2 separate regions of the Mus musculus genome follow, and region 1 is linked to region 2. A link is a loop called in an ENCODE intact Hi-C map of the cell type or tissue named here. Cell type or tissue: left cerebral cortex. All regions are shown on one strand. Each heading gives the region's core, and the rest is flanking DNA. Links, peaks and the distances in the headings are about the cores only.

Evidence for each region. A loop is a pair of places that touch in the nucleus more often than their neighbours do. Peaks named below come from ENCODE experiments on the same cell type or tissue, not always from the same donor. Only the 100,000 strongest peaks of a DNase experiment are listed, where the experiment ranks them.
Region 1: it touches region 2 in a loop (4-fold over the local background); 4 of 42 quality-filtered maps call a loop at or near these places.

Annotation. Positions count from the first base shown.
Region 1 is chr10:111,499,058-111,506,729 of GRCm38, reverse strand. It overlaps Phlda1 (pleckstrin homology like domain, family A, member 1), which reads right to left and starts at 444. Exons shown (of 2, transcript NM_009344.3): 1 at 1-444. The coding sequence starts at 325. It also overlaps the pseudogene Gm5176. In left cerebral cortex, for the core only: a CTCF peak has its summit at 3,443 (motif pointing left); DNase peaks (open chromatin) are centred at 1,169, 3,463 and 3,792; H3K27ac peaks cover 3 bases.
Region 2 is chr10:111,295,455-111,303,126 of GRCm38, reverse strand. It overlaps Osbpl8 (oxysterol binding protein-like 8), which reads right to left. Exons shown (of 24, transcript NM_175489.3): 24 at 5,880-7,672. Bbs10 (Bardet-Biedl syndrome 10 (human)) reads right to left here and starts at 4,448. Exons shown (of 2, transcript NM_027914.1): 1 at 4,220-4,448; 2 at 1,391-3,914. The coding sequence starts at 4,404. The coding sequence ends at 1,958. In left cerebral cortex, for the core only: CTCF peaks have their summits at 1,564 (motif pointing right), 3,373 (motif pointing left) and 4,204 (motif pointing right); DNase peaks (open chromatin) are centred at 3,368, 3,769 and 4,487; H3K4me3 peaks cover 1,515 bases; H3K27ac peaks cover 2,260 bases.

The sequences.
Region 1 (7,672 bases), core at 957-5,956, 200 kb before region 2:
CGCGGCCGCCCGCCCGGAGCGCGCAGAGAAGGCTGACTCGCAGGAGACAGAGCGGTGGCGGCGGCGGCGGTGGCTCGGGGTCCCGGCAGAGGGACAGGCGCGTCCTGACTCGCCACAAGATCCCGGAGCCGTGAGCGGGCTGCTCTCTGCCGTCCTCCGGCGAGCGCTCACTGAAGGGCACTGGCCGGGGCCCCTCGCGGCGCTTTTCAATGGGCCACCCTCCCCACCCCCGAGTGACACCCAGCGGAAAAGGCGGCTCCTGGCGCCCGCGCCGCGGGGGAAAACCCAGCTCCGAGAGGCGCTCGGCAGCCGGCGTACGCCTCATTAACTTGGGGCCTTCCCAGAGCCCGCCGCGGACACGCCCCCCGCCGCCGGCTCCGCCCCAGCCCCGCCGCCGGCTCCGCCCCCGCCCCGCCCCACCGCCCACGGCCGCCCGCGCCGCCTGGAAGCAGGTTCTGGAAACTCCTGGAGGCTCCACGCGGTCGCTGAGGTCGCCGCGGCTGCCGGGCGGCGACTGCCGACGCCCAGAGGGCGCCGAAAAACCATCCCCCCACGGACCGGCCCTTCCTTAGCAGGTGGGCTCTCCGCTGCGGGGGTGGGTAGCAGATCCAGGCAGGCCTGGGGAGCCACCCCTGGGGTCAACGCGGAGCCGACTCCAGACAAGGGCATAAAACTTAGGGGACGAAGTTCCATAGCGGGCATTACCCCCCCCCCCCCCATAGCTATGTAAACATCTCAGGGAACAAAACCCAAGAGTGCTTCGAGCTTTTTTGTTGTTGGTGTTGTTCAGCCATTAAATAAATAGTTGTTCCTGGGGGCAATTAGCTAAGGCAAAACAATAAAGCTACCAGTTTGTAGTGACAGGGAAATAAGGGTGGACTCACTCCAGGTATACATTCTTGACTTCCTTTCCTGCCACAGAACACAGGCAAAATAGCCAGACTCACCAAGCGGTTTTTGTTTTTGTGAGTGTATGTTTTGCTTGTGTGTGTGTAGTACGTATTGTATGAGAACGCAGGTCAGAAATCAGCAGATCCCTAGAACAGGTTCTGGGAATTGAACCTCTGCGAGGAGTGCCATCTCTCTAGGCCCTCGGGTTTCCTTCTAGATCAGACCTTGCAGTCCACAGCAGTAGCAGGGTAGGCAGATGTCCAGCATTGGGAGGTCATACACACAAGCCTTGGCGAATGTCCTACAAACACCTGTGGGAATCTGACTCTGGAAAGTCCTAGTCTCCGTCTTGCCTTTAAACCTTTCCTGATAAGGTAGACTATAAAGCACAGATCTAGTCTCCAGTTTGGGAAAATAACCTCTAAGCCTCCTCTCACCATAAGGAGATAGGACAAAACAGGCTGTTGGTCAGACAAGGGCTGCTGCCACACCGCCAGGAAGAATCAGGAATCCAATCGAAGAGAATGTCGAGGATGAACTATTCAAAGTCTTTCGTGTGTCGTGCTATGAAACTCGAACTTAATCTGAGAGCTAACAGAAATGTCTTCTCGAAAACAGAGTTCTTGGACCTTCACCCAAGGTTCTGATCAAATGGACCAGTTCAAAAAAAACAATTCTGAGTCTTACATTTGGACTCATTTTACAGCCTTTCGTTTTTGTTCCCCATTCCCCCCCCCCCCCAAAAAAACAAATGTAAAGATTTCTAATGTGATCATGCATAAGCATTATCTTTGTGTATACCAAGAATAGACTTGTAATTCTGATTACTAACCACCTTAATTTCTTTCCCCCACCTCTGTAGAACAGGTCAGCACTCCAGAGTTCCTATACTACCAGCTGTCTTTTTTCAGCAGAACAGCATTCTCTTGTTATCTGGAAAGTGCATTTATAGTATCCAGAGTCCCTAAAGCCAGGTAGAGGTTTGTAGCCAACACAGAGAGGCATAGTTGAGAAAGGTATCCCATTTGGAAAAGCACTGAACTGTGAACTGTAGCCCAGTTTACCAGGCACTATTTTTCCTAAAACAGTTGCAAATGCCCAGTCATCATAGATTTCCAACGTGTTCACTTCATTCTGACTAAAGACTTTAAAATTCCCTGATTCCCTCTGGCTGTTTCACAATTAGTATTTCTGTGGTAAGCTATGTGTACATTGACCACAATAAGTTCCATTATTGGAAATTTAAGTTTCAGAATTTTGTAGCCTGAAACTCTGCTCTGTTTATTTCAACTGCCACCTCACTTAACTGGCTAGAGAGACTTTTTCCTAAAGAAAACAAACAAACAAACAAAATCCTCAAAAGATAAATCGTCAGAAAATGCAGGAAACATTAAAAATGTTTTCCTTTACATAATTAATGGTTCATTCAACTTGTTTTTAAGGTGTTCTGTTTTCCACCTTCCTGGCATAGCCAAGTACTTATTGCCAAAGAGTGAAGCAGATTCCCCAAGCTAGATACTCAGTAGCTCTTATAAACGCCTGATACTCAGTAGCTCTTATAAACGCGCCTTTGACTTTAAGAACTGATCACGGAAAATGGGATATTTTACTTAAAAGGACCCTGAAAAGAAAACTCTAGTTACCATGTAACTAGGAATCAGTAAACATACAAAAGGTCTTCTGGGATGAACTGGTTTAGACACTAGAGCTCCAAGCCTTAGGACCCAATTTCATGAAAATGTCTACTCAGGACACACCCACTGAGGACTCTAAATACACCACCTACATGGCAAGCAGAGAACGAATGCATTCATCACCAGCACCCTGCACTCTGATGGACAAGGGGCCTAGACAGCTCAGAGGGCGGGAGGGAGGGAAGCAAGGTCGGGTGTGGGCAACAGACCAGCTCCGTGCACAAGCTGTGTTCTGCCGTAATCCCAGACCTCGCTTCCCAGTTTCCTGTGTCATCAAGGTTTTTTTTTTTTTTTAACTACTTCAACACATGGGTCATAAAGATTGCAAATGCGTTGAGAACACGTGCCTTTCACCATTCTTTCCTCTCAGTACCTAGCCAGCAAACCCTATCTGCACTTGGTGTATCTTTAAAACGTACTACAGCACGCACTAAACTTGACTCATATTATTCCCTAATTACCATATACATTGAATCCCATGGGGCTTGGAGTTTTTTAGCAATAGTGTTAGGTATTCCTATACCAGCATCCCAATGCCTGCAAGAGTAACAAGAGTGGACAAAATGGCTCAGATGTTACAGTTGCTGGTCTTAAAGGCTATGGCATACTTGCCACCCCACTATATGCACAAAAAAAGTTAAAAAGCTACTATACAATGAAATTATCAGGTATTTTATCAGTGTTTAAAACACAAATAGTCCCACCCACATTGATAAAACCCAAGATTTCCCAACTATTTCCTAGTTTTCTTGGGGGGAACCCTCAAAAATTAATTTCTAACTTCTAAAGTCTATTAATTTTTAATAGACTTCTCAGGGCTATAGCTTTTTGCAGTACAGGCTGATGAGCTGATGCCCCCTAGTGACCAGTTTATGTAGTGCACCTGAACGCCTCAAGAGGCGTTCAAAGGAGGTAAATCTTAAATCACCTAACAGCACCTACAGTGACTGAGGTTTGCTCTCTGGCAACACCCACCCTGCCAGCGTTCTGTTTCATGGAACAAACAGTGCCCATAGCACCTTTTCTTTCCCTTTTCTTATGCTGGCCATGGGACCTAGGGCCTTGTAAATACTCATCTCTAGCCCACCTGCCCAGCTCCAAGTACTAGAGAAGATTTTTAATTACCTTCTACCCGGACCCCCATGAGACTCTCAGCCCCTGCAAACTAGCCTTTAGTTTTCACTCCTTGCAGGCAACCCTTCAGAAGGGGTAGGCAGGTGAAAGTCGAAGTGCATCTGCACACGGCACAGAACACATCAGCATCTGGCATCTTCAAACTGGAGCTCTAGGCGGCTGCCTTGAATACTGGGCAGCACAGCATTCAACGGCCTCCAAGCAATGCTAACGCCACTGCCTTTCCCAAACCCTGCAACCTTTTGTCACCCAAAGCTTTAAAACTTCACCTTAGGCTGCAGCTAATCCCTTCCTAATTTTATTTCCTATCAAAGTTTGACCAGCACCAGGCATGCCTCGGTGTGCAGCTCCTGGGGGCAGGGAGACCTGGGAGTTTCCAACCTGCTCTACACAGTGAGGCCCAGGCCAGTCAGACCTACACAATGGGAATTTTCAAAAAAAAGTTAACAAACTGCACTTCACTAAACACCCAAGTAACTGCTTAAGCTTTCTTCAATCTAAATGGCAGCAATTATTACTGTCATTATAAATTCTTTCCCAATTCATACCAGATTCTACTCTGTGTTTTTTTATCCATTTGAACAACCAACCTCCGCATGATACTGAAAACATCAAGTACTAAGTCCAAAATCACACAGGACTGATACACACAGAATAGGCATCTCAGAAGATAGTGTCACAGGCCAGGAGACTATCGGTGTCAGGCTGACGATAGGACAGTGGAACTGACTTTATTTTCCTTCTGTCTTCTCAGGATACTACCAAAGAAATTACACAGAAACAGGCTAAGCTAAACTCACCTTAAAACTGAAAGTAGCAAACATGGAAAGCTTTCAATAGGGCCATGGCTTTTGTGCCATTACCCAGTCTAATAGTATTTATGTGTACTTATGCCCCCGTTACCTAGCAAGACTCTGGCCTTTGAAACCACGAAGTAAAAAATTTAGAACCACCTAAGATCTTCCAAAGTATGCTCACAAAGTAAACCAACCAAATTTAAATATACTTGTTTGATACCAACAAACAAACAAACAAACAAATCCAGTTACATCAGGTTCTAGATATATTAATGTCAGGTATTAAGTATTGACTATTGCTCACAAATGGGAGGTGGGCTCCAAAGCCCAAGTTTAATCATGTTACCCACTTATGATGTATCTTTTTTTAATAAAAAAGTTGTATTTACTTAGCAGTCAACATGTCAACAAAACAGCTGCTTTTTTTGCAATCAGAGTGGTATTCCGTTAACAGAATAATTATCTTCATATAAGCTGCATCAGAGACAACTGAAGACAAAACAAACAAAAAAAGATAAAACCAAAAAAAAAAGAAAAAAGAAAAAGAAAAAAAACTGTCCCCATACATAATTTGTGCCGTGCTTTAAATTTCCATACCAATTTACAACCCCTAGACCGTACCAGGCAAGGTTAGTGGCTATTGAAAATACCACACCAAGACAGGGCTATCTAAAGACACATTCAGTAGTGTGTTAACTACAAAAATAAAAGACACTGTACAGTTTAAAAACAAATCTTACACAGACTTACAGTTTTTTTTTTTTTCTTTAAAAGGAGTGAGTTGTGTACAGGGGATTAAATGCTTTATAGACAGGGGGGAAAAAAACTGTCCTAAAACCAACTTATTCATCCCATCATCTTTGTCTTGCTCATCCTTTTCACCTTCCTTTTTTCTTGCTCTTTTCAGCCTTGACCACCCCCTTTTTCGCTGCATCAGGTTTTCCTTTAGCTCTGTAGGCAGCAATATCCTTCTCGTACTTCTCCTTCTGCTTGGCAGCTTTCTTCTTATGGGGCTGCTTGTTATCCACTGCAGTGTTGTTCCACATCTCTCCTAGTGTCTTTGCAACATCACCAATGGATAACCCAGGATGCTGGCCTTTGATTTTGGGGCGGTACTCAGAACAGAACAAGGCGAAGGCCTCTTGGAAGCACTGGGTCCTTGAACTTCTTTTTTGGTTACCCCTTTGGGGGATGGAAGTGAAATGTAATTTTTCATTTCTCTTTCATAACGAGCCTTGTCAGCCTTTGCCATATCTTCAAATTTCCCCTTTTCTTTAGCAAACATGGTCTTCCACCTCTCTGAGCACTTCTTGGAGGACTCTGAGTTGACAGAAGCATCCGGGTGCTTCTTGTGCTCCTCCTGGCAGGTTTGCATAAAGAACACACATGAGGACATTTTGCCTTTTGGCTTCTTAGGATCTACTTTTTTCTTCCACAAGCGCTGTCTCTATGGAGCTCAATGTACTGCAATCTTGTGTGTTTATACCTGGCCATTAAAAGCATTATGGTACAGATTATTCGAGTTTGCATAAATTTTTATTATTCTAACAGAGGAACTTCCTAGATGTCAACAAATACCATTTAGAGGGTAGGGGACAATCCAGAAGTCTGTATTTGTAATGTACTATCCGACACCTTAAAACCTCCCAAGAAAAAGCTTACCTAGCACAAAGGCTGCTTTTTTTGTTTTGTTTTGTTTTAAAGACTATGCTTTAACGACTGTATGCTTGAGGGGTATCTGCCATCTCCCTTGGACAGGAGTTATGCAAAGACCCTGTGTAGGTGCTGGAAAAGGATCAGGTCCTCTGCAAGAGCAGCAAACACTTTTTACTGAGCCATCCCTCCAGGCCCACCCAGGCTACATTTCTAAATAGCATTCACTCCCCACTTCAAGAAAAGAAGTTTCTCAACGATAGTCAGCCAGCACTTTTAAGAAATGAGAACTATAATGAGCCTGAAAAACTTGAAGCCTCCTTAATGTAGTCTACTATATACAAAGCCAAAAGCACTGCCCATCAAGCCTGTGATCATGTGTTTAAAAAAAATAAGTTGAAATTTAATATTTTTAAACATATGAAGTGCAGCACAAACTGGATCACCACCTCACATCCTTGCGCACTGAGGCTGTCCTGAGCCGTCACACGCAGGCTCGCTCTCCTAGGACCTCCCCTTGGGAACACTGGTTTGGTTCCTTTAGCCAAATGCCAGATTCCCGACTTATCCCTACCCCAAGTTTTTATCGAGGCAGAAATTATTCTACCAAACCACAGAATAAATGTTGGGCTTGTCACTTGCATTTTTGATCACTGTTCCCAATTCCTTTTAAGTTAAAAATGTAGTTTCAACATACTACCTTTAAACAACTTGAGCTTTATATGGATTTTAAAGTAAAGTCAATAACTCACTTCCTGTTTGTTGTGTCCAATTTCTTTGATATCAAAACATCTGTCAACTTCTTGAAAGATGAAAAATCTGAAGCTACAGTAAGATGTCAAAATGAATAGTCTACACAGTATGTAAAAATCTGAGAAAAAAATCTTTAAATGAAAATTTCTACTCCAACAATGTTTTCATCTCTCTAAAACAATGTGACAGCCCATAATTAGTCCCAGAGTCTCCGTTTTTAATGCAGGCTAGTTTAATGTCTGAGTTTATAACCAGCAGACACAAACCCCACCTCTCACTATCAGCACAGCTTGTCACTGACAGGTACATACGCTTGCTTAATTAACTTAATTAACTTAATTAACTGCATAGTTAAATTACCTAACACTTTAAAAATTGAGTTTATAACTACCAAATTAATAAACAATGAATTTTTAAAGTGATCAGCACGTTTTCCAAACTCCCTATAAATTATGCTTCTTCTAAATTATATTTTGTATATCTAAATCAACATTTAATTTAAAGCTAAAAATTAAGCCTAAAACTTGTACTAGACTAATAAAGACTATATCTAGATATCTATATCTATCTAGATGTTTTTTTGAGACAGGGTTTCTGTATAGCTCGGGCTGTCCTGTAACTCTGTGGACCAGGCTGGCCTCGAACTCAGAAATCCGCCTGCCTCTGCCTCCCAAGTGCTGGGATTAAAGGTGTGTGCATCACCACTGCCCAGTAAAAGACTTTATTCTTAAACTAAGCCCCGAAATCAAG
Region 2 (7,672 bases), core at 1,180-6,179:
AGTTTACCGAAGTCTGACTACTGCAAGGCTGAAGAATATTCGAAGCAATAAAATAGAAAATGAAGCAAAATAACTTGTCAGCCAATTAAAAATGAACAGAGAAGTCGTACAGTGATTTAATGTAGATTCATTCATCTATGAATTGAGATCATCTTCCCTATTTCAACAAAATTGAAATAATGCATCATATGGCATAAACTTTTAAGGCACTGCTATATGTAACATAAGATCTGGGTTCTGTATGAAGATACTGTGGGGCATGATACACGTTTGTACATATGTGTGTGTATGTATGTGTGTGTGGTATTCAACTGCAAATGCACATATGGAGGGGGGAGGGAGCTGACTTTGGCTGTACTTCCTCTATTGCTCTCCAGTTACTTTGAAAGAGTGAGGTCTCACTGAACCTGGAGCAATCAGTTGGCTAGTCTGGCTGGCAGGCACGCTCCAGAGATCTGCCTGTCACCACCCTGACCGCCATGCCCAGCGGCAGGGTCAGAGGCATGCTCCGAAGCCTGGCTTCTGGGTAGATATTGGAGATTCAGACCCAGGATCCTCATGCCTCTGCAGCAGACCCCTTTCCCAGAGCTACCCCAGGCCACTACAATTTACAAACATTATTCGTCAGAAGGCTTTCAAATATAAAGATGTTTTTGTTTTACTTTTCCTAAATCCAGTCAGAAGTCATCAACCTACCTATTAACTTTGTAGAAAGTGCACAAGAGCATATCAGACTCACTGTCCAGCCTAGTATTTGCACAGTTAAGAATTTATTTATTGAATGAATAACCTAGGAGCATGGACATGGGTTGAGATAACACTGTTACTTAACAAGCACATTTAAACACTGGTGTAAACAAAACATTCTTTTGGGTGTTACAGTTACTAAAAGGAGAAGACCCTGTCCTTATTTATGACTACACACACAATAAAGTGACAGGGAAGCACTTGTGATCTACACTAGAGATAACTGTCAAATTATTTGTTGCTACTGAAATCTGGCAAGCACTGAAACAAAGAACAACTAGCAACTGTACAGAATCCTTACAAGACTTAGGAGCCAGGAGAAAACGAAAGGAACGAATTCCCCATCTTTTCTGGCATTAACTTCTAATTATAAAAGGTGAATTCACAATGAATAGTCCTATTTTTGAACAGGTATTCAAAGGTGCAGATTTTGGAATTATTTACTGTTTACGTGCATGCATGTGCATGTGCAGTGCCACAGTGTACGTGTGGAGCTTTGTGGAATTGGTTCTTTCTTTCCAATTCAGGTTGCCTGGCTTGGGTGGCAAATGGTCCTACTTGCTGAACCATCTCCCCAGCCCCCAACCAACCGTTTTCAATAACTAGAAATAAACCAAATGACAACCACAAGGACAATTAACTTACATGCTTCTTACAAAGAAAAATTGACTTTTATTTACTGCTTTACATAAGAGATAACATTTTATACTCATGTTCACAAACAATGTAAGATGGCATGTGAAGACCTCGTTCAAGTGGGGAGGTTACACGACTCTATGACATACAGAAAGTTCAAGGAAACAAAGTGGGAAAAGGTACAGAAGAGGGAGCTATAGAGGCAAGCTCCCTTAGACAGACTAGCGCAGACCAGAGACAAGGAGACAGATTTAGCCAGTTTTTGTTCCATAGAGCTGATACCTGTTGTCTGAATGGTCTGGTGGACTCAATGGACTTAAGGACTGGGTTGACTTCAGTCAGCCAGAAGCCTGTTTTAATATTTAGCTTGAGCTGAATACATTTTTTTCCTAACGTTTAGTGTTTGTCTGCGAACATGTGTGTACAACAAAGGACATGTCTCAGGACTTCACCCTCTCCTTCCACCCTGGGTGATGACCGCAGGCAGTCAGTCAGGTTTGCCATTAAATGCCTTTGCCCACTGAGCCATTTCTCTGGCCCCAGACTGAAAGTTCGAGCAACAGAAAACTGAGTGTTAAAATTCGTCTTCTGATTCTTGGTCAGCAGTTTTCTGAGGTTGCCTCTTGATGTTGATTATTAAATCAATGGTTAATATTTTCATCAAACACTGAAGAACTGAAGTTAGTAATTGGTACTTACCAGCTACTGACTCGAACCCTGATTGACCACTTACCATGGGTTGACTGGCTTGCAGTGCATGGAGAGACCGCATGTATATGTGTGGGAAACTGTCCTTTCCCTTCTTAGGCTTATAAAGGATTTTAGGGATGCCTAGAAGAGCATCAGCTATTAACATACTGATGACAGTTTCATCTGATTGTCGGCATTGTTTGGCATAGCTGAGAAGGTAGTAACTCATCAAAATCTCAAAACTTCCACCCACTGGCAGCACACAGCCTGCTGGCACAGTGGATGAACAATAACCCTGACAAGTACAGGTATCTAGTGACTTGCGCATCACTGGCAGCGTGTAACCCTTTCCGGCATTATCTGAGACCTGTAAGTGTTCGAAAGAAATTTCTGTTCCAGTGTCTTCTGCTGTAGGATTTCCAGTGGAATGATTCTCAATTGACAGGTCACAGTTATCAATTATCCCGCTTCTTTCTGGAGGCAAGCACTTCAGCATTTCATCTGTTTGGGATGGAGCTATTGGTGTCTTCTTGTGTGCTGACCACGGCTTACCTGCTCTCAATTCTGTATCTGAAGCCCCCAAACCTGAATATACTTCTAAATGTGTTTGAGTTTCCAATTTATTTTTGCTCTTTGCTACTATGTCCTGATACTTATCAGTTTCTGGTGAGTGATTACGCTCTCTGCTATTGTCATAAGCAAGAGGACTTGGGTTACATTGCTGTTTGGTTTGTATGATGTAATTTAGATCAAGGTCAGTAAATAGCTGCCGAAGCATCTTAAATGCTCCGTGAAAAGCTCTCTCATGCTGTTCAACAAGACCCAGAACCGGTCCACAGAGGACCATAGAGTGAGGTATAAATGCACATGTGCTAATCAAGCCGAGATGAACATACCTCTTGGATCTAAGGATGAGGGGCTTGCAAAACTTCACCAAAGTACTATCAGAAATTTCACACTGTGAAGCAACCTCTGGTAGGACACAAGGAGAAAGACCAGTGATCCTCTGGACAAGGGAAACTTCTTCGGCTGATAAACACTCCACCACTGATATGCTATTAAGTCTTGCACAGTAAATAACCAGGTCTGGTTGCTTCACACTGGTCAGGAGCAGTTTTACATTCTGACCACGCAAGTGGTTCATTACTGTTTTTGTCCTGTCCGTGATCCAGCACTGAGATGCCTGAAACTGTGTTTCTGAATTGAGAACAAACTCCGAGCCAGCCGATGAAAACTGAGGCTGGAGGATTTCTGTTACTATCACCATCCTAATGTCACCATCTGCTGGGCAGTACATAGAAAAGTCCCTGGGAAGCACAAGGCCATCTATGATTCTAGAATCTGAAACAGGAAGGCCTGTCACGCCAACATTCAACTCTGCAAAACAGTGATCCAACAACTCAAATACTTCAACCCCACTTTCACAAGCCATACACTTGAAAACGTAGTCACACATCAACTGTGAAATGAATCTGTGATTGTTTCTTCCCACTCTTCCACAAAAGTATGCTTCCAGGAGCAACTCTAGCGAGTGCCTGCACAGTTTTCTTCCTTCAGTGGATGAAGAAAAGACAGACAGGTAGTGCCTGCTTAAACTCCGGTCTACAATACAACCTAGGGTTTGTGTCTGAAACGTTTGCAGAGCCTGGGAAATAGATTTCCACTGACAACAGTTTTTCCAATGCCTTTCATGGCTCTGAATATTTTCAGAAGTGAATGAATCTTTTCCTTTTTCTCCGATTGCATGAAGTCCTCTGAGTAAATGGCAAAGAAAAATAATAAATGTCTTAGCACCATCTCCTGTCTTTTTAAGGTGACTGGAAACACACGCCACTATCATCCTGTATAGGAAGGGAAAAAAATAACTCAGATTTTCTGGGTTAAATCCACATTTTCATAGCTATAAGGCACACAGATTGTCCTTTTGACATATAGGCTTTGCTTTACTTTTCCTTTAACTACTTCATTCAGGGATGGGGAAAGAGTAAGAAGTGTTCTGTGCACGTGATGAGGTTTGGGGCTCGGGACTAGTAGTTTGGGCAGCTCTCTGATGTCTACACTGGTTTTATCCAGGTCCACGGCCTCAGGATGGGATGGGAGATTGAGGGAGATGCGCGCCTAGTGGAGGGCAGGAGAAGTGAGGTACCTGGCTAAGGGATGCTCTAAGTGCAGCGCCTCCAGGAGGCAGCCTCCATCCCTGCTAAGCAGCACCTCGCCGGTGGGCTTCGTACACAACACTTGGCCGCCCTCGGGCCCCACGCAGCGGTTCGCGATGCTCTCCAGCACCTCGGCCACCCGCAAAGCCGCCGTCACCGACCCCTGGGACGCCATGGGTAAGGAACCACGGGTAACGCTTCCGTTAGGTCAGGCCCGCAGAAGGGCGGAAACGGAAGAGGCGGGGAAAACGGCGGAAGAGCAGTAGCTTTGGCATCGATTGGCGGAAGAGCTCTATGCCCCTCGGTGGGGTGGAGCCCCGCCAGCGGTGGGCGGAGACTCGAGTGGTCCTGGGACGTCCTTACTTTCCTGGTTCACGTCCCGCGGGCCTCCCTGGCCACTGCAACCGCTAGGTCTCTGCAGGGAAGGGCTCGGGCTCGGGGGCGTGATTACCGCCCCATCTCGAGCTTACTTCTCTAGTGCCCCTGCCGTGTAGTTTGCTCTCCTTGCCTTCAAGCAAACGGTTTTAGAATGCAGGGCAGGCGGAGAGAGCTTGGGCATAGCCATTTCTAGGCTCGTGGCTTCCGCTGGGGTGTGCTACCTTGTGTGTGTTCAGGTATGGACGAAACCCCACCTAGTTAAACCACTTGAGCAGAAGTAGATGTTTGCCTTTTATTCACATCGATGATCAATTGTATTTGTCATTTGTACTGTATACCATCCCAAAGCAGAAATGTTTCACCCAGTAAAACACAAAGGCTTTAGGGAGCGCACGAGCGCTGGATTCATAGCTAAAGGGCTTCTTTCAGCCAGAGACCATCTGTCTCTGCTTTCCTCATTTAAAACAAACAAGTTGGTAAAACAAAACAAAACAAACAAAACCAAAAAAACCTTTAAAGTTCCGAGGTGGATAAGTTAGTTTTTGTACTGTTTCTAACTCGAAGTACAGCCAAGTATTTGTCATTTACTCACAAAATTCTCATGGTGGATCATTACCCAGGCTGTCATACCCACAAGAAATGAATGCAGAACAAAGCTGTCAATGTTAGCAGGAAAGTGATCTTGTAGATAGATATTCAATGACGTTTAACACTGACAGCAGTGTCCTTACCCCACACGGGCAAGAGGATTCTGAGGGACAAGTTAGAATGAGGTGAAAGGAAGACAAAATCATGAGTAAAGCCTTCCTGAGGTTTCCTCAATAACTCAGTAGTAAACGACCGGGAGGAGAACAGCATTTCAGTGTCTAATGATACTGCTTCAGTGTTTTTTCTTGGTTGCATTCATCACTGGACATTATCTTTAGACTGAAATAGTGGGATATTTCAAACATTTAAACAGTACAATCAAGTGCACTGTGTAGTCGTGATTCAGGAGGCTTTTACCTGAGAAAGACAGACCGCCTTTATTCTTACTGTGTAGTTTTTGGGGTCATTTAGATATGCTGAGCCTCATCTTTAATGTATAAAATATGTATAAACTCCACTTATTTTAAAAGAATATAAAGTATCAAGTAAAACATATATTAGAGATTGTCAAAATTCCTGTCAAGCCTGTACCCATCTTTTTCACACACACAATAAAAAATAAGAGGATTAATTTAGTACATTATGCATTAATACATTATATCAAGAGTCACTGGATCACAGATTGCTCTTTTAAAAAAGTTTATTTAGAATACCTACTTGTAGAAGTTAACATAATTTTACAGATCATTAGAAAAATTCTTTTCTCTCTGCAAACATGACAGGTTAGGAATAATAGATTAGAAATGTATACATTACAAAACCGCCTGTGACTATCTATACATTTACTATGCACCTTAAGAGAATTCTACAGTGTGCTGTATTTACACTGCAGGTGAGAACACACTTACATCCTATCATACAAAACTGACCAATGCTAGTGCTTGACTTTATAAACCCATTAACTGAAGTACTTAAAATTAAATCTATATTTAACATGCCAAAAGTGGAAATAAATTCAACTGAGGTTCTGTGGCTCATCATTCAAATGGTTCATGACATTTTTTCAAATAAAGATTATCAATATTAGCCGGGTGTGGTGGCACACACCTTTAATCCCAGCACTCGGGAGGCAGAGGCAGGCGGATTTCTGAGTTCAAGGCCAGCCTGGTCTACAGAATGAGTTCCAGGACAGCCAGGGCTACACAGAGAAACCCTGTCTCGAAAAAAACAAAAAACAAAACAAAACAAAAAAAAAAGAACATCAATATTATGATATTAAAATAATTTTATGATAAATAAAGAGGCTGATTTTTCGAAATACTTCATAAAGTATAGTCACATTCATTTTTGTCAAGGTTTTCCTGTGGCTCTCACTAAATATGTTAATCTTATTAATAAGACACTGGTCCTGTACAATGTTAACAGTCCATCTTCAATTAAAAACTGTAACAAAATAGTCCTTTAATTGTAACAAAAATTGGATATACTAAACCCACACAATACATAACAAAATGAAACCAAATTATGCAGTGGTGGCAGGTTATACATTTTAAAGAATCTCTTTATATGTAGTCAAATATGAAAGACATTGAAATGTAAACTTATTGAATTATGAAAGGTCTCTCCCACTGGGTCAAATCGGAAAATTTGTATAAACGAACATGTTCTTTATTTATATTTAATGTAATAGTCTACAGTCTCGTGTATGGCTCATCGCGTACGTATGCCATCATACCTGAAATAAGACAAAAACAAAAGCAAAACCAGACTATTTACTGCTGACTAGAAATGCTAAACACTGAAAAAAGATGAAGTTTTATACATTTGTTTTTTAAAATTTTGATGACGATATTCTTCAAAAAGTTAAAACTGCCTTCCACAAAATTCTGTGAATATGGCACAAGTTGACACCCGAAAACAGTGTGAATTCCATCAAAAAGGCACTGTCTACAATACTCAGAGCCATCTGACAAGTTTACTTCATTGATGTCTGAGTATGAATATATTTGAAATAGTTACTACACAAACCCTTATAAAAGTACGGCATTACTGTTTACATATTCTTCAGCTAGATAAAAGGAAACACAGTGACCCAGACAAATGACCCTTTTATGACAAATAAGCTACAAACACTTTGAACACATTATGGTTCTGTAACAAAAAACTAACAAAAATATTTCCTTAAAGGCACAAAAGCATGAAATATTAAATGAGGATTGTATCTCACAAGGCCAACTTTTTAAGGGAATGCAGCTGTCAACTGAGCTGTGACAAAGATGACCACTGCCGCTTTCCAAGTCATACTAGAGACAGAAGTGGTAGGAATTACAAGTTAAATCGATTGCTGCAGCACACTAACACCACACATGCCTGTTATTGTCTTGTCTTAGCCAGCAATATCTCACTAAATGGCAGAAAACTAAAGACATTTAACAACTGTGTCAATAATTGTGGTTATCTAAATTTTTATGTGAGAA